3 separate regions of the Homo sapiens genome follow, and all the other regions are linked to region 1. A link is a loop called in an ENCODE intact Hi-C map of the cell type or tissue named here. Cell type or tissue: dorsolateral prefrontal cortex. All regions are shown on one strand.

Region 1 (8,000 bases):
TGGAGGCAAGGGAGCCCCGTGGTGTGGCCCATGCATGGGAGCTTCCCAGCCCAGAGCAGGTGGCGAGGGGTGCAGAGTCTGGAGGGATGAGTGGACAAGCCAGATATAGAAAGACAAAGTATTGCTGGGCAGCATGGGGCACAGCAATAAGATTAATGGGAGGGAGGTCAGGAAGATCTTTCCAAAGAGTGACTTTTTTCAGGAGAGAGGATGAGAAGGATGAGCTGAGGACCCTGGAGGCAGGCATGTGGTGTGTGAGGAGGCTCAGGGTAGGAGAGGGCTGGAGGCAGCGGCAGCAGCAGCTCCCACAGGCCCAGAAGAAGGTGGTAAGAGTCCAGGCTTCATTCTGAATGTGATTAGAGCCCACTGGCAGATTTTAGAAAGAGACAGTAAAAGGGTGACGCCCACAAAGATGTGAATGGGATAGGAGGCAAATGGCATCCAAATTTAGGCAGCTGGAAAGCAGATGGGTAAACAGTGACTGACATAGCCGACCAGGGAAAGCCAAGGCGAAGCCAGCAGTGGAGAAGTCTGGAAGCAGCTGATTTGCAACCTCCTCAATGCCACCCGGGCTCTGGAATGAGAGGCCCAAGTGCCTGTGAGAGGTGGGGGAAGGTGGCACTGCACAATGAGGGGCTGCTGGAAATCTGTGGAAGAAGCACTGGATCCCCAGTGCCCTCCTTGCTTTGTACAGCTGAGAGCTGCTCACCACACCCACCTCCCCACTTGTCTCTGGCAGGCTGGAAATTTGCCCTCAAGACAGGCTGGTCCCCAAGGGCTGCTTTCTGGGACCCCAGGCCCAGCTGAGTGCAGGGCTCATCCTAAAGATAAATGAAGTGGAAGTCTACTTACCAAATGGCAAGAGTCCCAGCCCCTCTCCTTGCCTAGTTCTGATAACCTTGGTGAACTGGCTCACAGGAAGATTACAACCTCAAGAAAAGAGACTTATAGATACAGACAGACAAGGGTCCCCCTTTCTGGTGGGTTGTCATGTCCACTCAGAACCTCAGAATGTGACCTGCTTTGGAAAGAGAGTCTTTGCAGATATATTAATAGTTGAGGTAAAAACCAAGACGGGATCATATTGGGTTAGGCTGGTCCCTAATCCAATGAGAATGTCCCTATAAGAGACAAAAAATGGACAGAGAGAGACATGGGGAAGGCAGTCGTGTAAAGACAGAGGCAGAGACGGGAGTTGTGCTGCCATGACCCAAGGACACTAGGAGCCACCAGCAGCTGGAGGTGGCGGCCCTGCCTGCACCTTGATTTCAGATTTCTGGCTTCCAGAACTGTTTATAGTCATTTGTTGCAGCATTTTTAGGAAACTAAAGATATGATACCCCTCAAATCCAATTACCCTCTGCAGTGAAGCCCACTGCTAGACAGAGCACAGGCGTGCACACACATCACACACACACACTCTTCTATTCCACGCTTTAGTGCCTCACTCTTAAATATATGCACAGCTCTGCAGAGCTGTAATTTAATAGGATACTCAACTTTTTCCCCAAGGGAGTGGGGCACAGAGTTCAGACAGCACTGAGGTCTTCTTCCTCCTTGCTGCGCTGCTGCCTGGGCTTGCTTCTCACCCGAGGAAGGAGAGAGAGCGTGAGCCTCCATAAGCAGCATAGCCTCTCTTCCCTGCCTCCCTCCCGTAAGAGCCAGGGACAGCACTCCCCAGAGCCCAGAAAATCCTGGCAGCCTACCCACTGGCTGCCACCCCTTACTGGCCCATCTCCTACAACACAGCCCCCATCAGGATAAGCGTACCCTGGCAGCTCTGTAGAAGATGCAGAGGCCATACCCTGGGGCCACAGGGATGTGAGGGACCCATGGGGTCTGCAGTATCTGTCCTCACTTTCCCCTCTTTGTGTACACTGCCTGGGCCTAGAGACTGCCCCGTCCTGGACTCACACAGATCCCGGAGGCCTGAGCTCCATCCCCGGCTGAGGGGGTGAAAGGCCATAAGGCAGCCCCTGGCCCTGCCGGAAACCCAGAAAGCCAACGTCACACTCCCCAGGTACTGCTTTTCCTTCCAGAATAAGGTGTAGTGTCCCTTTCAGCATCTGCAAGGTGAGAGGCTAGCCCTCCCTGGCTTCAAGCTTTAGGCTGGAGCCCCTTGTCCTCCAATCCCTTCTCCAACCGCTCAGCCCTCCAGGTGGGGGAGCAGCTCCAACCTCAGAGGGCTCCATAGTTCTGCCTACAGGATGCCACCCCCTTTTGGACATACCCTGCTCAGAATCCCCAAGCAGAGAGACAGAGAAGGAGCAAGTGCAGACACCTTGCTCTGGCCTCTCAGGCCCCCTGTGATCTGACCTCAAAGGCACTGGCCCCTCTTCTTGCACCCCATGCAAGACAGCCTGGATCACTCCTAACGTTGTCGTCTTTTCCTATCTCTGAGCCTTTGTCCTTGCCACTGCCTCAGCCCAGAATGCCATTCCCCTTCCTGTTTATCAACCCTGCCCATACTTCTAGTAAGAAGTGGCTCAGCTCCAGCCCCTACTCTTAGTCCCCAACACCCCTATGATTTTTCTTCGATTCACTGAGATTAGGACTTGCTGAGGCCCAAGCTGTGTACTTGGTCTGGGAACACAAAGACTTAAGGATGAGACTCCTGAAGTGGCGCTTGAACCACATAATCCCATGAGCCGATTCTGTTTCCTCCACTGGACTGTGAGCTCCTTGGGGGAGTTCCCTCCCTGCTCAGCACACACAGCCACCCTCAGGGAAATGCAGCAGCTACTTCATGACACACATGGTGAACACACAGGTGGAAACATGTCCACAGACTCCCTGATGGCCAGCACTACAGTCTGCAGAGACACAGCTGACCGCATGCCCTACTTTGCAGATGGGAAATGGTCCTTTGAGAAAGGAGAAGAGGCTCCTGGGGGGAGAAAAGCCCAAAGCACTCCTCCAAGGATAAAAGGGATGGAAAGTGGAGCCTTGAACTTAGATCCCTTGGGGCCCGGAAGCCTGGGTTCGCATCAAGTCAGGTTCTTCCCTGCCCTGCCCTATCCTCAGGCCTGCAACACACACCCTAATCTCATTCTTGCTCTCAGACTTTTCCCTCCTCTTCTTCATAACTTGCCCCACTTCCTCCAGAAGCCGTCTCCAGCTCACTCAGTCCCAGTCCAGGCAGATCTTGCCATCTGCTCGTCCTTACAGTAAGCTTTCCAAGGCCACAGTCCTGCCCTCAAGTACAGCCAGAGCCTGGGATCCTGTTCATGACCTCAAAAGGTGGCCCAGGCAGTGGGGGAGCTGCTCGCTGGGTCCCTGGGTGACATTTAGCCCGCCTCTCTGATCACTTGTCCTGTACATTAAATATTAGTACCTCGGCTCATCCAGGGTTACTGAGGCCTTTAGGTGTGCCAGGCACAGTGCTGGGTGCTGAGGGAACAGCAGAAACCAGACACGCTGCACCCTGTCCTCATGGAGCCAACAGCCCAGTTTGGAAGATGGCCAGTGAGCAAGTATGCAGAGCTCAGGGTGAGAGCCGGGCCAGTACCATCCTGGGGAAGGTAGCACCATTTCCATTCCATGCTCTGCCTGCTCCCCCAACTTTCTTAACATGGAAGGGAAGTTGTCTGGGACCTGCAAACTACAACCCGTCCCAGCCCCACGCTCTTAGCCAACTTGGGCTCTGGTAGGTGTGGGGCAGGGGGTGGGGAAGGGAGGGGGTATGTATGCATGCGTGTGTGTGTGTGTGTGTGTGTGTGTGTGTGCACATGCATGCATGTGCCTGTGTGCATTTTCAAATACTTTCAACTTTGCAAAATAATGACATCTCTAACATAAAAACAGAAAGCCCATCAGCTGCAATCTGCCATTATATTTTTACTGGGACCCTCGTTGATCAAGAGTGTAATCTGTAAGATAACATAAGTGCTAATAATATTTTCCAGGGAAGCATTTCTCACTGTTAAGAACACAAAATGCTATTAGGGGGTATATTTGTTAACATTGATGAGACATAGATTACCCAGCTTCTGCAACAAGATGGGAACAGGCTGATTCTTTTCCCCTCTAAGCTGTTCAACTTCCAAAAAAAAATTAGCATAATGTGCTGAACGTTCTATACAATTCTAAGTTAATCTTAAAAACTCCTTTGTGATTCCTCTCCCATTAAAGACTTTAAATATCTTTATTCTCTTTTAATAGAGCAATTCATCAATGTATTCCTCTCAAAGGTAAGTAATATAGAAATATTAGATGGGGGCGATGGGTGACATGTTACATAAAAAGGAAGGCTCCATCAGAATGAATACGCTAATTAATACCGTACCTGGCACTTAGTAGGTACTTAATAAATGGATATTATATTACTTGATTGATCGAAATTCCCTAACATTTATAAAATAAAGCTTTTCAATATCATGTCAAGATTTTTAAAATACGAAACGCTTTATCATCATTTCCTGTTTAATTTTGAAGTTGGGTAGATTCTCGAAGCCCTTGCGTGCGACGGGCTTTCCTGCCTGGGCTTGGATCTCAGACTTTTGACAGAGCGCCACCTACTGCCCGAGCCTCACCACCTTCTCGCAGACCCGCTATTAATAAAATCGCCACAAGAAAAAGTAGAAAACAGTGTGTTTTATTCTCAAGCATTCAGCCAGCCCTTACTCTGTATGTGGCAGACCCTGGGGGAACAGACAAGACAAAACGCATCCCTGCTCCGAGATGTTCAATCTGCAAGAGAAATGACCAAGGAGGCAGAGCTAAATGGGGTGACATCCACCATGGGATAAGTCACAAGACAGAAGCCCAGGTCAGCTACAGACCCCCAACACTTCCCACCAGATGACTGGCCATGAGCAGGCAAAGCCCTCTTCCTCATCCACTCAGATCTCTTTACACACCCAACACAGCTGCCAGGTCCCTCCTGGTCCTGACCTCTGGGTGAAGTAACGGTCCTCGGCCAGCACAGTGACGATGGCTGGTCACTCGGGACTTGGATGCTGGCCATTAAAGCTGCACTGTGTGCAGGAAGACTCACAAGGAGCAAACAAAGGCTTTGGCAGCTCTCAACTCAGGCCTGCTCTCTACATCGCAAACAGGTTGTATTCCCCATGTTGGCCCGAGATACAATTAAGCTATTGATCCTTGTGCAAAATGGGCATTGATAAATCAATATGGAGCTGATGCTGTAGATAAACAGCGCGAGTCATCAGCAGGCATGGCATGTGTAAATGATTCGATACAGATTGGTATCTGGGGAAATTCTCCCTCAATATGGCCGAGAATGCCGAACGCTGTTAGGATGTGCAGCAGCTGCTTTTGCCCTAATTTATTGCTGTTGTCTTATTTACTCAACAAGAAGAGACTGAGCTCCTTCTGTGAGCTTGGCCATGTGCTCAGTCTGGGGACACAGGGACAATTGAGCCTCCCCATCACCATCCCCCATGAGTTCATGACCCAGGGCAGAGCTGGTAGAATTCTCCCTGCCCTCTGGAAGGTGGAAGACCTGAGTCAGGGTGGTCCCCTGCTGAGTACTCACTATGTGCCAGGCCCTGGGCTGGACATGCTATAGACAAACCTCTCAGTCTCCTGATGAGGACTGAGATAGAAGTTCCTGGCTCAGTTTTACTACTGAGAAAATTGAGGTATAGAGAGGTTAAGCAGTCACATAGCTAATAAGTGGTAGAGTGGGGATCTGAACCCAGTCTGCCCAGTTCTAAAGCCTAGATTCTTCCCTTACCTGGTTTATACAACGAATATCTTAGATCTGATCATCAAACAGGCTATTTCCACAACCAAAAACCATTCTCTCATCACAGGCAGCCAAGTGGCATTGACCACATGAGAATGGGGACACCTAAGAGCAGCCTTGCCTGACCTTGGAGGCACAGGTTGGAGGCCAAGGCCCCTAGCAGGTGGGTAGAGCAGGAATACAGTCACAGACACACAACCACAAACCACATCTCCCTTGCTAACAGAACCCTGGTGCTGTCCAGGCATCCATGCAGCAAGAAGGCTGGCCTGTATCCCAGCCCCACAACAGGATGTGAAGCTGGATTAACCTTAAACCAATTAGGGCAGTTGCATTCCTTTTGCTGATGACTAGCAAAATTCTGGCCAAGGAGACACTGCTCAGGAGAACAAGTCTGCTAGAGAGGCTCCTGGGAACAGAATGGTTTCTTAGCTCTTAAATAGAGACACAAGAATCATTTTTCACCCACCATATTGGCAAGAACCCAAAAGGTTGAGAACACATGCTACCGGTGTGGGGAAACAGGCCACTCATACGTCGCCGATGGGAGTACAAACTGATATCAATCCCCATCTCCCAAAAAAATTCCTCTAAAATAGCAGTATCTTAAAGTGACAGAAACCCACAAGGACAAAGAAGAGAGAACATGGTAGAAAACAAGTTATATCAACAAGACTTTGGATGCTGAAAAGCAGACGCAAGAGCTGACTTAGCAGATCAGAAGGAGCTGAAACCTAAGCCTCAGTTTGCATGAGTGAGTCCATTCAGAATCCAGAAAACCCAGGAATTGAGAGAGCACCAACTTCCTCAGAAGGCAGAGACATAGGTGGGGCTGAAAACAGGAGGAACTTAACACTCAACAATAAGAAAATAAACAACTCAACTGAAAAGTGGACAAACGACCTCAACAGACACCTCATCAAAGCTATGCCAAATAAGCATATAAAAAGGTGCCCTACATTATATGTCATTAAAAAAAATTACAAATTTGGCCAAGCACTGTTATTACTTGGCTCTTGCCTGTAATCACAGCACTTTGGGAGGCCAAGGCAGGAGGATCATTTGAAACCAGGAGTTCAACACCTGCCTGGGTAACATGGTGAAACCTCATCTCAAAAAAAGATTTTTTTTTAAGTAGCCTGTAGTCCCATCTACTCAGAGGACTGAGGCAAAAGCATCATTTAAGCCCAGGAGGCCAAGGCTACAGTGAGCCCTGATTGTGCCACTGCACCCCAGCCTAGGTGACAGAGCTAGACCCTGTGAAAGGAAGGAAGGAAGGAAGGAAGGAAGGAAGGAAGGAAGGAAGGAAATTCCAAATTGAATCAATGAGATACCACACACCTATTTGAATGGCCAAAACCCAGAACATTAGCACCAATGCTGGTGAGGATGTGGAGTGCCAGGAACTCTCATTCATTGCTGATGGGAATGCAAAATGCTACAGCTACTTGGGAAAACAGCTTGGCAGTTCTTACAAAACAAAACAAAACAAAAAACAAAAACGAACAAAAGAACATTCACAAAAAAAAAAACGGTCTTGGAAATTAAAAATATGAGAGCAGAAATGTTTTTATCAATAAAATGTTTGAAAAATAGAGAAAATCTCCATTAAAATTAGGGGCAAAGTAGACAATAAGAAAGATAAGTAAATTCAAGGATAAATCTAAGAGGTCCATCATTCAACTAATGAGTTACAGAAAAAGAAAATAAAACAGAGAGGATGCAGTTATAAAAAATAATATAAGACACTGCTCCAGAACTAAAGGGACTGTATTTCAAGATTTTATGGATTCTCCAAGTGCATGGCACCATGAATTATACCTAAAAAAGAAAACAAAAATATCCCAAGGAACATAATCATGAAATGCAGAACACAGAAATGGAGAAAAATCCTAAAAGCTTCCAAAGAAAATAAGCAGCTCAAATACAAACCTTGGAATCTGAAAGGCATCTGATGTCTCAACAACAATGGAAACTAGAAGACAATGGAACAATGCCTTCAAATTTCTGAGGGAAAATGATTTACAATCTAGAGTCGGCCATACTGTCAATCAAATATGAGGCTAGAATAAAGACATTTCAGATAAACAAGGTCTCAAACACACTTACCACCTTTTCACCCTTTCTCAGGAAGTTACCAGAAATATTTTCCCCCAAAGAAGAGAAAGATCCAAGAAAAAGCATGATCCGAAAAAAATGGAATCCAGGGTCCAGGGAATGCCCTGGTTGATGGTGACAAAATTCTAGATTGAAAACCTGCTAGAGAACAGCAGTCTAGACAGAGGTGGGG
Region 2 (8,000 bases), 110 kb after region 1:
TACTGTTTCCTGCTGTCCAGGCAAGATTGACAGCGGTCTCCAACTTCTTGTTCACTTTCTGGTAAATGGAGCCGCCAAACTCTGTCCCGTCATTCCTGCAAACAAGCACAGGACAGATGCTGAGCTTCCCAGGGAGGTGAGCTGCAGCCCAGACAGATCCACCCAAGTCTCCCAGAAGACAGGGATGACAGAAATGGACTGAACCAATACTGGTATTAAGGGAAGTCAGAAGTTCACCAAATTTCACAAAACAGGTACTAAATTACAGGAAGTCTGATAAGTATGGAACAGGCACCTAGCCAGGCACAGTGGCTCACACCTGTAATCCCAGCACTTTGGGAGGCCGAGATGGGCAGATCACTTGAGGTCAGGGGTTTGAGACCAGCCTGGCCAACATGGTGAAACCCTGTTTCTACTAAAAATACAAAAATTGACCGGGCTGGTGCCATACGCCTGTAATCCCAGCTACTCAAGAGGCTGAGGCAGGAGAATCGCTTGAACCTGGGAGGCAGAGGTTGCAGTAAGCCGAGATCGCGCCACTGCACTCCAGCCTGGGCAACAGAGCAAGACATTGTCTCAAACAAAAAAAGAAAAAGCCAGGGGAGAGGGGGTACGTGGTGACTCACGCCTGTAATCCTAGCATTTTGGGAGGCCGAGGCAGCAGGACTGCTTGAGCCCAGGATATAGCTTGGGCAACAGAGCGAGATCCTGTCTCTATAAGGAAAAAAAAAAAAAAGAAGCAGCAAGTAGAGCACTGAGATTCTGAGTGATTTATTTTTACTGCTACTGATGTTATTACTTTTATAAACGATTCTACCAGAAAAATGGCATGGAAGTCCGGGTGCAGTGGTTCATGCCTATAATCCCAGCACTTTGGGAGGCCAAGGCGGGCAGATCATTTGAGGTCAGGAGTTTGAGACCAGCCTGGCTAACATGATGAAACCCTGTCTCTACTAAAAACATAAAAATTAGCTGGGCATGGTGGCAGGTGCCTGTAATCCCAGCAACCTGGGGGGGTGAGGCAGGAGAATCGTCTGAACCCAGGAGGCAGAGGTTGCAGTGAGCTGAGATCTCACCACTGCACTCCAGTCTGGGTGACAGAGTGAGACTCTGGCTCAAAAAATAAAAGTAAAAATAAAAAATGTTATGGAAAGAGAAGAAAATGAGAAGAGAACACAGCCAGAAATGGCAAGAAAGGTGGGGCTGCACATATGCCTCAGAAGGCAAGTTAGAGCCCTTGGCACAACCTGCTGCAGCCACTGCTGGGGAGATACAGTTGGCACTGACCCAGCCTCTTGGAGGAGCAGCACTTCAAAAGAGCTTAATCCACAATTCATCTCGTCCACCTGTGCATACTCCTCACCCATGCTGCAACATCTAAGCCTGGCAGGATTTGAAAGGGAGCTTTTTGCTACATCATAAAATGTCTCCCTCTTTCAAAAACATTCAGAATGAAACCCCAGCTGGCCAAGCTCCCTCCTCTCTTACAAACACACTGAATGACTCCAGTTGCTGGGAATATCCCTTTCCCTTCTTCAGTCATTCAAATTCTCCTCTTCCTCTTTTGGGGCCCTGCTTAAGCTCTCAGAATTTGAAAGTCTGCCCCACCCAGCTGAACAGCCTATACAAACTCTGCAGTCACTGCCACCCCTAAAAAGGCATACGAAGAGCTCAGAGTCTACACTTTGTCCTCTGTCGGGCTGGGGTCGGCACAGATCATAGACTGTCTCTCATTACTGCTTTCAGATTGTTGTTTATACACACAGTGCATACTGGTGCCTGGTCAGAAGCAACCTTCTCCATGGAGGGAACCACAGAAAACAAAAACAGTTAAAGTGGCTGCCACTGCGGAGCTGGGATGAGCAGGCTGAGGCAGGCTGGAATCACTGCTTTTCATAGGCCCATCTGTACTGTTTGATTTTACAACCATGGGTTCAGACTCCTTTGATTAAAAAAATTAAGAAAAATTTTAATGCTGCAATTTTTTAAAAAGGAATGACCATCCTCCTTGCATCAGATGGTCTTCAAGCCTGCCTAGACCCTCTCAAACATCTTTAACATAAAATCAGTGTCTGAGTTCTGCCTCATCATTGTGGGCATTTCCAGTGGAAATGGCATTGGTTAACTGTGAGTCAGAGCCCACGTACTTTGGAATCCAGCAAAGGGCTTCAGGACCTAAGAACAAAAACTCTAGTCTTCACAAGACACTCTCCCTAAATCAGAGAATACATTCTAAATTTTCTTTTTTTTTTTTCCCCAAGATGGGATCTTGCTCTGTTTCCCAGGCTGGAGAGCAGTGGCAAAATCATAGCTCACTGTAACCTCAAACTCCTGGGCTCAAGTGATCACAGGCATGTTGCCACCATGCCCAGCTAATTTTTAAAAAATTTCTTAGAGACAGAGTATTTCTATGTTCCCCAGGCTGGTCCCAAACTCCTGGCCTCAAGTGATCCTCCCGCCTCAGCCTCCCAAGTAGCTAGGATTACACGTATGAGCCACACATTGTAAATTTTCGTTTCCCCATGAAATTCAGCGAGACAGACATTATGCTTCTAGAAAGTACAGGGAGACCCAGGCACTGCCTGATTCACAGAGAATCCTGTCTTCTGTAGACAGCCCAAGTATGCTACAATAAAACAGCAGCCTGTCAAAAATAAGATTTTTGAATGACTTTAGTAATATATTCAAATGGGGAAGTTTCTTGGGCTTACATGTTTTTAAAAAAGGCCAGACTTTTCAGAATATCCTAAAACCAGGAACACAATACTGCCTTCCTGTACAGAGCTTTCAAAACCATAAACAGAAGGCAGATGCAGTGGCTCACACCTGTAATCCCAGCACTTTGGGAGGCCAAGGCGGGCAGATCGCTTGAGCTCACAAGTTCAAGAACAACCTGGGCAACATGGCGAAATCCTGCCTCCACAAAAAATACAAAAATTAGCCAGGTGTGGTGGCATGCACCTGTAGTCCCAGCTACTTGCAAGGCTGAGGTGGGAGTATCACTTAATCCCGGGAGGTGGAGGCTGCAGAGATCGTGCCACTGAACTCCAGCCTGGGTGAGAGAGTGAGACCCTGTCACCAAAAAATAATAATAATAAATAAATAAATACACAGGTGGAACTGTTCAAATTCATCTATATGAAGCACAAAGAATTTCTGTTATGCATTTGGGCCCCTGCAAGCACCAGGGCAACCCAGATGAGTTGTGTCAGCTGCCTTCACGCTGGTTCCAAAAATAAACCATACCCACTTGTTGCTTATTTAAAATGCTGAAGCTCAGATATGTGGGGGAAATGGCTAACAGCCATTGTTCCTCCTAGAATTGGTACTGAAGAATTGGTGCCAATGCCCAATTTCAAACCAAGGAAAACACTTCCCATGCCAATCAGAATTCTACGTTCAAAAACATTTCTATGCATGTGGTATGTTTCCTATAGCTTTTTAGTATGTTTCACCTCTTCTTAATTAAACATATAATAAAATTGATATTTTCTTTGCTTTTTTTTTTTTTTTTTTTTTTTGAGACGGAGTCTTGCTCTGTTGCTCAGGCTAGAGCGCAGTGGCGTGATCTCGGCTCATTGCAAACTCCACCTCCCAGGTTCAAGCGATTCTCCTGCTTCAGCCTCCCAAGTAGCTGGGATTACAGGCACCCGCCACCACGCCCAGCTAATTTTTGTATTTTTAGTAGAGATGGGGTTTCACCTTCTTGACCAGGCTGGTCTTGAACTTCTGACCTCGTGATCCACCCGCCTCGGCCTCCCAAAGTGCTGGGATTACAGGCGTGAGCCACGACGCCCGGCCAAAATGGATATTTTCTTGGTATACATTTTTACGAATTTTAACACACGTACACAGATTAATGTAACCATGACGACAGTCAGAATATAGAACAGTTCCCTCCCCGAAACTCCCTCAGTCACTGCTTTGTAGTCATACCCTCCCCGCCCCCTGCCAACCACTAGATTGTCCATCTCTATAGTTTTCCTGTGACTTTTTAGCTGTAACAGATTCCAAATTAATGATAAAAATTCCTCAAAAAATTTATTAATGGAAATATTAGTTTACACATTAATATCACTGATTTGCCTTAAGTTTAAGAAGTTACTTCTTTAGTGACCTCTAGTGGAAAGAAATAAACATGGTAACTCTGCACCCAGCTTGTGCCTGTCACAGGTTAATTCCTCATGAAACTAAATAAAACAAGGTTTATGGATAAAACAAGATTCATGAATGAAATGTGTTTCCCTTAACTTAAATCATCAATCTACTTCAATTCTCAAGGGGCTCTCTCCTAACCTATAATCACTGTTTCCCTTCACCATACTGTCCAATAGTTACTTTTACATGCTTCACTGTACAGAGAAGATAGTTTGTAACTGAGATAATCAGCTCCTAAATTTGTCTACCATGTCTACATGTCATCAAGCCCAGCAGGCTAATCCTCAGGCATTAGACAGAGAAAGAGAGCTGTTTTGTTAACTAAAACAAAAACTGCAGGGAATGGACACGCTCTGGACTGACACCATGTCCCTGCTGTAATTAATCAGCCACTTTGTGTACCTGTGGCAATATATACTGTTCACAGAGTGGAAAGGATCTAAGACACTCCAGGAAATGGGTAGGTGGGAAACAAAAGATAGCAGCAGGCCATGTGGCTCATCTAATGCCAACAAACTCACTTTACAGTGGTTAAAAACTGGGCTTTCTTAAAAAAAAAAAAAAAAAAACAGTGAAAAGCAATCCCCTTACCACACATGCTCCAACCCCACCCCTCCCACCCTGCTGCCCCCATGTACACTTACACATTAGTGTGAAGCTGGAATTCATCAGTCTTGTAGCCAACTGCAAAGTTGCTCTGGGTCACTCGGGATTTTGCAGTCTCAAAATTCATCTGGTAGCCGGCCAGCCAGCCCTCGTAACCTAGCACCAGAGCACCCCGGATGGAAGGCCCAGCAATGTCGAAATCCATGTCGCAGCCCAGGTTAATGTGCTCCCGCTTGTACCCTGTCTTGATTTTAGCATTTTTTTTCCTGAAGGAAAATAAGTTATATTAAGATCAGAAGCTAACTCACCTTGAAATGCAAGTTGTCTTTTTTTTTTTTTTAATCCCAGGTCAAATAAAGGGAGTGGGGTGGGGGTGAAGTCAGGGCTCCAGTTCTCCCTTAAGCCACTGCTGTACCACAATGAGCAGGACACAACCTCTCTTCCACAGGGACTCAGTCTGCAGAAACCCCACAATAACGAAGTGAGAACACAGACAGGAAAAGCCTGAAAAATAAATACGAAGTAACTTTCTTCTCCTATCCTCTTTGTATGCTTAACGTAGCAGCCTACACAGGCATTCATTAGGTAGAAAGCCACCATGTAATTATGAAACAGATGCATCTTTGATATTTTCCAAACCTGTGGAAAAGATTTATCTGCCATGAAGGCAGCTACCTAAATAGCAGCTTTTAAAGAGACGGTTTTCTTCTTACTCTGTGGCTCACATGGTTAAGTAAGGAAACAAAGGCTATGTTCCCTCTAAGTGAGTACAACAGTAAAATGGATTTCAATTCCATATTCATGAGACCCCAATGAGTACATATTTCAGAGAACCGGGTACTGATGTAGAACCTGGAACTCTGCAGTCATGGGGGCCAGGAAGTGTTAGTTAGCCAGACAGTATCCCAGGTCCAACCTGATGATACCAGATGTGAGTCTATAAGCAGTTCAGTGTCTCTACTGCCGGTTCCTCAAGACCCAGCATCCCTTAGGAAGAGCAGGTGAATAGTGTCACCTGCAGACCTATTATTACCATGTCTTTTACCAAAAGTACACACTGGAGAACAAGATCACATCCAACAAATACAACATGGATCATTTTTATCTGATTGTCTCTATCATTCAGTTACAAGATCGACATCTCCCACAGGAAGCTGCATTCTCAGCAGAGACCACAGGAGGAACCAGATCCACTCAGAGCCTCAAGGACTACACAGCACTGTTCACTTCTAGCTTTATTCACATTGAGATTAATGCTTCATCCTCAGCACCTAGACCATTTCCTCCTAAATGGAACCAGTGCTCCTTGGAGAAATGGCCAACTACAGATCTTAGGCAGGAAATGTACACAGTAACCTAAAACATCTATCAAAGCTATTGAAGACTACTGGGGTGGAGGCAAAAGGACTTACAAGGTAACCTGAAGAGGCTCCCAAGGGCTTCGACAATGGAGCAATGTGAGCCTCAATAAGAAAAATATTAGCAATAGGCTGAAACATATTAAACAGTATGTTTATTCTAGGCATTATAATGACACTCGGGGCCAGGCGCAGTGGCTCATGCCAGTAATTCCAGCACTTTGGGAGGCTGAGGCAGGTGGATCACAAGGTCAGAAGTTCGAGACCAGCCTGGCCAACATGGTGAAACACCGTCTCTACTAAAAACACAAAAATTAGCTGGGCGCGGTGGTGGGCGTGTGTAATCCCAGCTACTCAGGAGGCTGAGGCAGGAGAAACGCTTGAACCCGGGAGGCAGAGGTTGCAGTGAGCCGAGATCGCGCCACTGCACTCCAGCCTGGGCGACAGAGTAAGACTCCGTCTCAAAAAAAAAAAAAAAAGAATTATAATAACGCTCAAATCACATAGCTGTCATCTTTAAAGACTAAAGAACCAACCTGTTATTTTAAAAACAGCAAAAGGCCAGGTGCGGTGGCTTACGCCTATAATCCCAACACTTCGGGAGGCCGAGGTGGGTGGATCACCTGAGGTCAGGAGTTCAAGGCCAGCCTGGCCAACATGGCAAAACCCCATCTCTACTAAAAATGCAAAAATTAGCTGGGTGTGGTGGCACATGCCTGTAATCTCATCTACTTGGGAGGCTGAGGCAGGAGAATCACTTGAACCCAGGAGGTGGAGGTTGCAGTGAGCCAAGACCGCGCCACTGCACTCCAGCCTGGGTAGCAAGAATAAAACTCAGTCTCAAAAAAAAAAAAAAAAATCATGAAACAATCATGTAAATTTGAACAGACTAGAGATTTGACAATATTAAGAAATGATCCACTGGGCGCAGTGGCTCATGCCTGTAATCTCAGCACTTTGGGAGGCTGGGGCAGGCGGATCACCTGAGGTCGGGAGTTCGAGCCCAGCCTGACCAACACGGAGAAATCCCGTCTCTACTAAAAACACAAAATTAGCCGGGTGTGGTGGCCCATGCCTGTAATCCCAGCTACTCAGGAGGCTGAGGCAGGACAATCACTTGAACCCGGGAGGCGGAGGCTGCGTGAGCTGAGATCGCACCATTGCACTCCAGCCTGGGCAACAAGAGTGAAACTCCATCTTTAAAAAAAAAAAAAAAGAAAAAGAAATGATCAACTTTTTTCAATATAATAATAATATCATGGTTATGCTCCTTTAAAATGGATTATTGCCATTTAAAGATACATAATAAAATATTTACAGCTGAAATTAAGTGTTGTTATTTACTTAAAATAGTATGTGCGTGGAGGAGTGTTATATTTATGGCTGTATAAATAAAACATGATTGGCCACAGGTTGGTAACTATCAAAGCTGTGTGATAGGAATAGAATGAGGGTTAAACATATTTTTCTGTATATTTTTGTATGTTTCAGATTTCTCATTAAAAAAAAATAAAGGTTAAAAATTCCAAATTCTCAATGAGACAAGAATTTTAGAGGTCACAGCTGAAAATAAAGCCAGCACCCCTCCCAAGTGATGTAGGAAAATAGCCTGTTCCATGGCAAGAGTGACACCGTCTTGAAACAAAATCACCACTGATACAGTTTCGATGCTGTATCTTCTGAATCTCATGTTGAAATGCAGTCCCCAGTGTTGGACCTGCTGGGTGGTGGTTAGACCATGGGGGTGGATCCCTCATGGATTGGTGCTGTCCTCCCAATAATGAGTTATGAGATCTGGTTGTTTGCGTGTGGCACCTCCCCACCACTCTCTCTCTCTTGCTCCTGCTCTTGCCATGTGATGTGCCTGCTCCTGCTTCA
Region 3 (8,000 bases), 260 kb before region 1:
GTAAACACACAGAGCAAGGTCTACTTTTCTCCCTTTCCATGTCTCCTAGCTCACATAAACGAAAAACAGCAAGATAATCCAAATCTATTCTAGTTAATGTACAGATGTCAACTCTTGGAGTTATGAAATACATAAGCCACAAAATCTGGTATTTAACTTTTAATCTGCTTTGTAATCTAAGATCAATTATGTTTTATGTTTTGGTACTAATGGGTAGCATTAAAATAAAATATATTCATTTCAACTGTGATTTTGGCAAGCGCCAAATCAGTTCATAAGAGGATGCACCAAGACTGCTGGTTTCTGGGTTGTGTTTCAGAAGGCCCAAGATCCAAGCCTGGAGCTTGGCCTGGAGTTGCCACTGGTTTTATCTGGTTTGTGTTTATATTTCCTGTAAGATTGTATCTGGAAACAGGAAAACTCTGGAAACAGGAAAACACATGAGCCAGGCCAACTACTGAAATACTCCTGGGCAGCTTGTTTGTAAAGTTTAGCTCAGTCTGTCTACCACTAGCTGTGATTTCATTTGCACTGTGGATGTGTTTTAGATGTCATTTTATACTTAACGGTGATTGACAATTCATTATATCTACAGCACCAACAGCCTGGAAATTTACAGCTCAAGTTTTATGACAGTTCAGTTCATAAAAAGGAATTAATATTGGGTCTAAATCAATTTTGATTATCTGTCTAATAATCAAATAGAGACTATCTATTTGGTTAACACTTATATAGCAATTACGATGTGTCAGGCACTGTTCTAAGCACTTCACAGGTATTAACTCATAACCCTCCTTTTTCTACTCCATGATGGGGGCAATGATTATCCCTCAATCAGATGAAAGAGGAGATGGGGTCACAGAGAGGTTAAGGACTCTGCCAAGGCCATGTGGCAGACAAGTGGCAAAACTGAAATTCCAAGTCAGGCACGTAGACCCACGACATCTATTCTCTTAACTCCCACCTGCTGCCGCCTGTCTGTTTTGTTTTGTCCTGCCTGTTTTGTTTTGATAAACAGTTGTTTTTAGTATAATGGGGAAAATCTAGAGACAGTAAGATAGGAGGCCCTGGCCCCGAGACTCTCCTTTCCTCTGAAAGCTGCCACGAGCTACTCTCCTCCTCATGGCTCCAACCAAGGGCAGAGAGCCAAGCTGCTCACCCTTAATTCCCACATTCTACCCCGGGATGGGGGCCCCTGGGCAGACTCTCCTCAGTCCTCACTGCTGCTCTATTTATGGGCTAAGAAAAAATACGGTAGAAGGAAAGAAGGGAGGGAGGGAGGGAGGGGAACCATAAAAAGATGCACAGAATCCCAGGCCGATGCCCCTCAGCTCACGGAGAGCACCAGCATCATAAGGCTAGTCACTCTGGAGAAGTAAATCTGTTAACAAATTAATTACTCCTCAAATTCAAATAGTCCTACTGGCCTTCAGATAGAGGCAAATGCAAGAATCTCCCCATTATAGAATTGGGAAGGTGCCATCCATAAGGTCACAAATCCCCTTTTAAACCTAGAGCTCCTTTTGAGATCAATTTAGATTAATAAGTTTCATTCAATCCTTGCTAAGCCCTAAGTATTAATTATAAATCTACCTAGGACTGTCCCCATATAAAGAGCTGAGACTACCTTTTGTTCCAAACAAGTCATAAAGTACACTGACTTGATGCTTTAACCATCTTGTTTGGAAGGGAGGTGTTTCATTGCTTCCCCTGTGGTTTCCTACCAGAGCTTCAACAGACATTCCCCCAGTCAGGAGAACCTGGTGCTAACCTGGCTGCCGCATAGATAGGACACCAGAAGACCAGAAGGTGGACGAATCCACCCAGGTTCAAGGACAAATCAGTGGCTAGGCCTAAACTGGAACCCAGGCATCCTGCCCCCAGGGCAACTGTTTGGTTCCTTATATTATGGCACACTTACATCTAGAGTGGGAGTTTGGATTCTTTGTTTAGATAGGCAGATTTTGCTTTTCTCAATGCTGAAGGACCTCCACTAGATTGTCTACCTCCTTGTGAAAACCACAGGATTTTCAGGTGTTCTAAAATAAGCTAATATCTGTGCTATTATTTATCTGTATTTAGAATTACAGAGGTATTACAGGTTAGTATGATGTAACATTCCAAATACTGACTTGCTTTTTGAAGAAAGCTGAAAAAGCATGAAATAGGAATGCAAATTGTTAGGGAGAAATAGGTATTCATATGAAAATACCAAAATCTGCCCCACCCAGAGAACGCACACAGGCATGTAAGCTGTCTTTATTGACCAAGTTCATAGGCCAGAGAGAAGCAATCCCATTAAACTGGCAATGGGTTTAATACAAACTTCTCTTTCTATTCCAGGAAACAGCCCTGTTGGGAAGAATGGGAATTCTGGCCCTCAGAGTTTCGGTGGCATTGTTCATCCATTCTCTCTCTCAGCCTCTCTCCCAGAACTTGGTAACTTTACCAGACTAGCCATTAAGGATTAGCCATACAGAAATGGCTTCTTTTTGTAATCAACAGGACCAGAAATTACAAAGATGATTTGGCAGAACCAAGCAATGCCACCCAGCCTTGAAGAGAACAGTCAGATTTGTGACCCTGAAGCATCTGCATTCTCAACCTTTCCAAATGAAAAAGTGTCTGCCCTACACACACTGTAGGTGTGTAGCATTTCATACATGGCATGTTGGCAATCAACATATAAAAATCAACTGGGATTCTGGAATTCCAAATACTGACTGAATACAACGTGGAATTCTCTTCTGCATGTCTGCTCAAATTTAAAGGGGGAAAAAAAGCCACATCAACCCCAGCGTGAAACCAGGAGGCTGTACGGGAACCTCTCAAAGGCTTACGACCCTAGTTTTGATATGTGAGTGTTTTAGAAAAAAAGAAAGTGGTACAGATTTCCTAAGACAGTCCCTAAAACACCAACCCAGGGAAATTAGGCATGGAGATATAGCAAGCTAACGTTGCAGCAAGCCCTAATGAAGTTAAATTGCATTTCCTATTAATTATCTACTCTATATCATTAGTTAATTCTTCCCCAACACTTGATAAATTAGATGGCTACATTATTCTATGTGCCATGTATAAATCTCTATTCCTATTTACTCTGACGTTTAACACAGACACACATGTGACTTCCAATAACCTTTATCCTTACAACCTTCAGCTCATACCTCTTAAGAACCACATGCTCTTGATTGCAGTTCTATTTTATTGGAAATTCCATGCCTTATGTTATGCATTGAGACAGAAAATGTAAAGAAAGATGTGCTCTTGAAATATCTAATTGCATTAAGCTAGGAAGCACACAACTAACCGCACATAAGCAACTCAAGAAGGTTGAGTTTGCAGAGAAACACTCAAACAAGGCAAGGTAGGAGTTAAGGTAGTTTTATGAAACAATGACTATTCAATGCTAGTCTCTGAATATAGTGTTAAGTCAAACAAAAGATCATAACGTGAAGGTCACATTTAAAAAGTCCTACGGCCCTTAGTAAAAGGAAAAAAAGTCCTCAGTGACTGACTGGTCATGGTGGAAAAATCCAACCTCCTCTTCCCTCACCCACCTCCAGGGCACAGCCGAAAGGATAAAAGTTCTCCTAATACCCAGAAAAACAAGCTGGCCTTTTCCAGAAGAAAAAGAGCTTTCCTAGAATCAACAAAAATTGAGGATGATCATAAAAGTCTAAGAGAGAAAAAAGCACTAGGACAACTCTAACGAGCAATTTAAATACATTACATCAAAGTGGACTATTTTCTTATGTGAACTTTGGCTCAGTCTGAAGTCTTTGGAGAGGGTGGTGCCTTTTTTTCCTAGGATGGGAGGGAAAAAGCGAACATTTAGCAGAGTATGGCAGAAATGGTCTAGTGATGCTGCAGTGCCTCCTTCTCACAACGCTAAGATGGGAAGCAGACACGTGCCCTGTAGGGCATCTGCTCGTATGTCCGGCTTGAGCTCCTGCCTGAGAGTTGCTGTGGCTCTGGAGTCTCAGAAGCTGCATCACTCACACCTCCGACCATTCCCTTCCCAGGTGGACCCCCCGCCAACCAGACCCAGAGTCTGTCCTGGGGGCCAGAGGGGCAGGCACAGAAACTGGCGCCTGGCTCCCAGGATTAAGAAGACACTATTAAAAAGCATCGCTGGTTTCCCCTAAATTTGGCAGTAGGAAAATAACTTAGGACTTTCAAGAAGAGTCCTAGTCGCTCACTGATCCGTCTTTTCCCCTCACAGATTGTGACACAGGCCCATTCCCGGTGAACATTTTGGCTGGCAGTTACTTCACCACCTATTGAAATTCTGTTTACGTTTGGCCCAGAGAACCTGGACGGATGTTTGTATCTCGGGGGCCCCATCTAGTACAATTCCTGGTGCACAGGCTTGCAACAAATTTACGAAGGTAACAGACCAAGCTGCCGGCGCTGTTTTTCACTGGAGGAAAGCTCGGCGGAAGCGACACCTAGAGGGGAGCGGCGGGCTGTGGCCGCGCCATTCATCAGTGTCGGCGGCCCGCGGCCGCGAGCGAGGGCTGCTGGACAGCGCCCCGGCACCCGCTCTCGAGCCGCGACACCGACCTCGCCGGGCCCGCCCCGCTGACCCGCGCACTCCTAGTGCACTTGCCGCGCCGCGCGGAGGCTCGCCGCGCTCTGGAAAACAAGAAACCCCACTGCCTCGGCGGCTTTCCGCTCCCGCAAGAGTTGCGGGCACAAAGTCCTCAGGTGGCAGGCCTGGGGTTGGCGCCGCTTTGTCGGCTGCAGGGAGCCCCAAAGACTAGCGTCAGCTCGTCCCCAAACTCGAGGCGACAGGCGCCGAAAGCAGAGTGCTGTGCCTGCCTCGTCCAGGTCCCTCCTGAAACTCAGAACTCGTCTTTGTTTTGCGGGCGCAAAGAGGGCGGAGATCATCCACAGTGCAAGCTCTCTTAGGACCAAGCCCCCAGCCCGAACGCTGAACGCCCCCAACACACTGCTCCCTAGACACGTTCAAGCGGGTACCCCGGGCCGCTCACTCTGGACCGCGGCCGGCTACGCACAAGCAGCGCCGCAGGCTGCCTGGAGTCGGGTCGTGCCCTGATTCCTTCCTCCCCAGCCTCACATGCGGCGGACCCCGGGGAAGCCAGGGCCAGGCGAAGCGCAGCGGGCCCTTTGGGCTGCAGCGAGGAGACGCAAGTTTCCCCGCAAAGCCGCGGGGAGGAGGTGCTGAGAATGCCTGCCCGGCGCCCCAACCCGGAGCCAAGGGCACCGGGCCCGGGCCGAGGGGCCGCGCTCGCCTGGCTCCGCCGGGGCCGCTCGGGGTCCTGAACCCAAGAACGGCGCCTGCAGGATTTCGGAGCCGGGCGCGAGCTGCGGGCTCGGCCCGAGCGCTTCTGCGTGGCGCCCCGCGTGCCAACCGGGTCACTCCGGTCCCCACCGTAGACCCCGGCCACGAGCCTCGGCGTCCCAGCCTCTCCTCGAGTCCTGGCCTTGGCCGGGGTAGCCCTGCCGAGCCCTGGCCCAGCGGTCCCTTCCCCGCGGGCAAACTTGGCTTTCCCGGCGCGGGCAGTAAGGACAAGCAAGCGCCCGCGCCGGGCCCTGCAGCAAGATGCGGGGCCGCGGGCGCCAGGACCCCAGTGGGGTGCAGCGGGACCGGCTGGTGGCGGCGCCAGCGACATGGCACCCTCCCCGCGCCCGCTGGGAGCTGCGCCCGCGTACCTGAGACGGCCGGGGCCGAGGGGAAGACCAGGTGGCCGGACTTGGGCGGGAGGGAGGGAGCACCCCGTGGCGGCGGCGGCGACCCCGCCCCGCGTCCTTCGGCTGGTTTCTCGGGCTGTCGGCGGGTCCCGGGCTCGCTGGAGGCTGTTGAGGCTCCAGCTCCCTGAGCCGCCGCTGCCCGCTGCTGTGCCACCGCCGCCGCGGCTGCCCTATTTCTGCCGCCGGGACCGGAGCCCGTGACGTCACCCTCTGGGCCCCGCCTGCCCAATCGCCGCCACCTGTGCGCGCCGCCCGCCCGCCAGCCGGTCAGACCCGCGCGGCGGCCACGGCAGGTGCGCGGAGCAGGCGGGCGCGCACGCGGGGCGCGATGACTCCGGAGCGCTGGGGCCATCTAGGGCCCGGAGGGAGGAGGGCCAGCGTAGCGCTCCTGCCTCTGGCTAGCGTGGAGCTCGGCAAGTGACAGCCCCTCTTCACCTCTGCTCTCCTCCAGGCTCCTTTCCGGGCCAGGTTCCCCAAAGCTGTGCTCTCCAGGCGCACAGGGGGTCTCTGAATCCGCGGCCATTGCTCGTGGAGTCCAGGCGGGCCGGTACACCACAGCAGGAGAGCTGTCCCTGGGGACAAAGTGGGTGAAATCCCCCGCCGTTGAGACCCAACAACCTGGGAAACAGCAAAGGTTTTCTCTTTTCTGAATCTTCCCTCTTCCAACTACAGAATCTTAAGACATTCAGGGCATACAGGGGCAATCCCAAGTGACATTTGCCTACCTGACCTAGCTGGGCCCAGAGGGTCCCTTCTCCCTTAGAACAGGATATTTCCCCATCCTGATCCCATCCCCAAGCCTGGGGCTCCCAAACTTTTCTGAATCCCTCTTTAACATCAGCAGCTTTTGAGATCAGTCTTCCTTCCCGAATGAACTGGAAACACCTTTGTAACAACTAGGGGCCCATAAATGGTCATACGTAGCCTCAGTCTGGCAGGAAACTTAGGAGGGAGCCCCTACCCAGGCCAGGCTGATGGCCAGGAGACTTTCTGAGGGCCTGCCTCCTGCTCTGGCTGCGTGGGCACCAGGGGCCTTCCTGGCTTAGGTGAACAGTGTTCTGTCCATGCCTCTGTAATCTCTCCTGGCCGGGGGGAGGTGACAGAGGGGATTTTTCTGAGGATGAAGTTAGTTAAATATAAGGAAAAGGGGAAGAATAATGGAAGGCTGACCTGAAGAAAGAGATATTACGTTTGTTTTTTCCTTCCACAGATTTTCCTGCCGCTGAACCCCTCCAATGCAGCAGGCACTGTGCTATTAATAGTTGCTAGAGATACAGCAGTGAATGGGCCAGCGCGGTCTTGGCATCACACAGTTTTGGTCTGGGGTCCAGCTCTCCCTCTATCACTGCCAAGCTATGTAATGCAGAGCCAATCGTATCTCTACTGTAGGTATCAGTTTCCCCACTTGTAAAATGAGGGGTTGGACAAAACCTGGTTGACTTCCCATGTGGATACCATGATTTTTACTCAGAAGGATAAAGGCTACTACATCCTCAGTGACCCTGGGCCCTAGCCAGTGTGATCCTCTCTCAGATTTGACTATGAATCTTTGCCAAGGCCACCATGACTGAACTTCTGGGGCTGGCTAGGGGCCAGATTCTCCATGGCAGGACTGGGGAAGGGATGGCACTTTTCATCTTGGGAAACAGAAAAGAGAAAATGAGTATAAAAGGAAGCAGGGAAGTTTGGAAATGTGCTGTGCCTCCCTCTGAAATGTAATTCTAAGTCTGTGGTCAGGAACGTACACCATGGCTTAGAGGCTGGATTCGGCTCTCCTCTAAGACATGAGGTATTTGGAAAAGCAGATTTCTATTCTCAGCTCTGATCACAAAGTCCCTGAGTCAACCTAGTGGCCTTATTACATAATCAAAGCAGGACTTTGTGTATTTTTTGTTTTTTAGTAACTCAAGGTCATATGTAAATCAGGGTCTATAGGTTGACCAAGATCAGAAATAGCTCTGTTTAATGCAGTGAACAGGCACTGAACTTCTACACGCTTCCCAAAGAAGGAGAAGAAGGTAGTTGCTGCAAACCAGATGTATGGAATATTCCTTAGAGAGAATGCTAACATCTGAAGTGAGCTGTTTAACTACTGTGCATAAAATAAGAGTGAAATTAAAAGTCACCTCGGAATGAGAAAGGTGAAGTGTGAATGACAAAATAAAACAAGGCTCCAGGGAAGCAGCATCAGATGCCAGTAACCTTGACACCTCTTTGAATTGCTCTGTGCTTTTACCTCTCAGTGTAATTTTTTGTTTAATAGTACACCCCAAATTGGAAAA

The links. A loop is a pair of places that touch in the nucleus more often than their neighbours do. Peaks named below come from ENCODE experiments on the same cell type or tissue, not always from the same donor. Only the 100,000 strongest peaks of a DNase experiment are listed, where the experiment ranks them.
Region 2: it touches region 1 in a loop (4-fold over the local background); 4 of 110 quality-filtered maps call a loop at or near these places.
Region 3: it touches region 1 in a loop (2.8-fold over the local background); 5 of 110 quality-filtered maps call a loop at or near these places.

Annotation. Positions count from the first base shown.
Region 1 is chr5:133,864,844-133,872,843 of GRCh38, forward strand. No RefSeq gene overlaps it. Among named protein-coding and RNA genes, the nearest start is that of WSPAR, 45 kb to the right of the region's middle. In dorsolateral prefrontal cortex, CTCF peaks have their summits at 4,513 (motif pointing left) and 4,722; DNase peaks (open chromatin) are centred at 4,498 and 4,918; H3K4me3 peaks cover 1,222 bases; H3K27ac peaks cover 814 bases.
Region 2 is chr5:133,975,927-133,983,926 of GRCh38, forward strand. It overlaps VDAC1 (voltage dependent anion channel 1), which reads right to left. Exons shown (of 9, transcript NM_003374.3): 6 at 4,803-5,030; 7 at 1-95. Among named protein-coding and RNA genes, the nearest start is that of C5orf15, 11 kb to the left of the region's middle. In dorsolateral prefrontal cortex, a CTCF peak has its summit at 4,128 (motif pointing left); no DNase peak of the experiment used is centred here; H3K27ac peaks cover 2,577 bases.
Region 3 is chr5:133,606,646-133,614,645 of GRCh38, forward strand. FSTL4 (follistatin like 4) reads right to left here and starts at 5,896. Exons shown (of 16, transcript NM_015082.2): 1 at 5,680-5,896. RefSeq lists a silencer at 4,578-4,627. In dorsolateral prefrontal cortex, CTCF peaks have their summits at 4,461 (motif pointing left) and 4,661; DNase peaks (open chromatin) are centred at 4,496, 4,879 and 5,936; H3K4me3 peaks cover 3,694 bases; H3K27ac peaks cover 1,341 bases; H3K27me3 peaks cover 1,931 bases.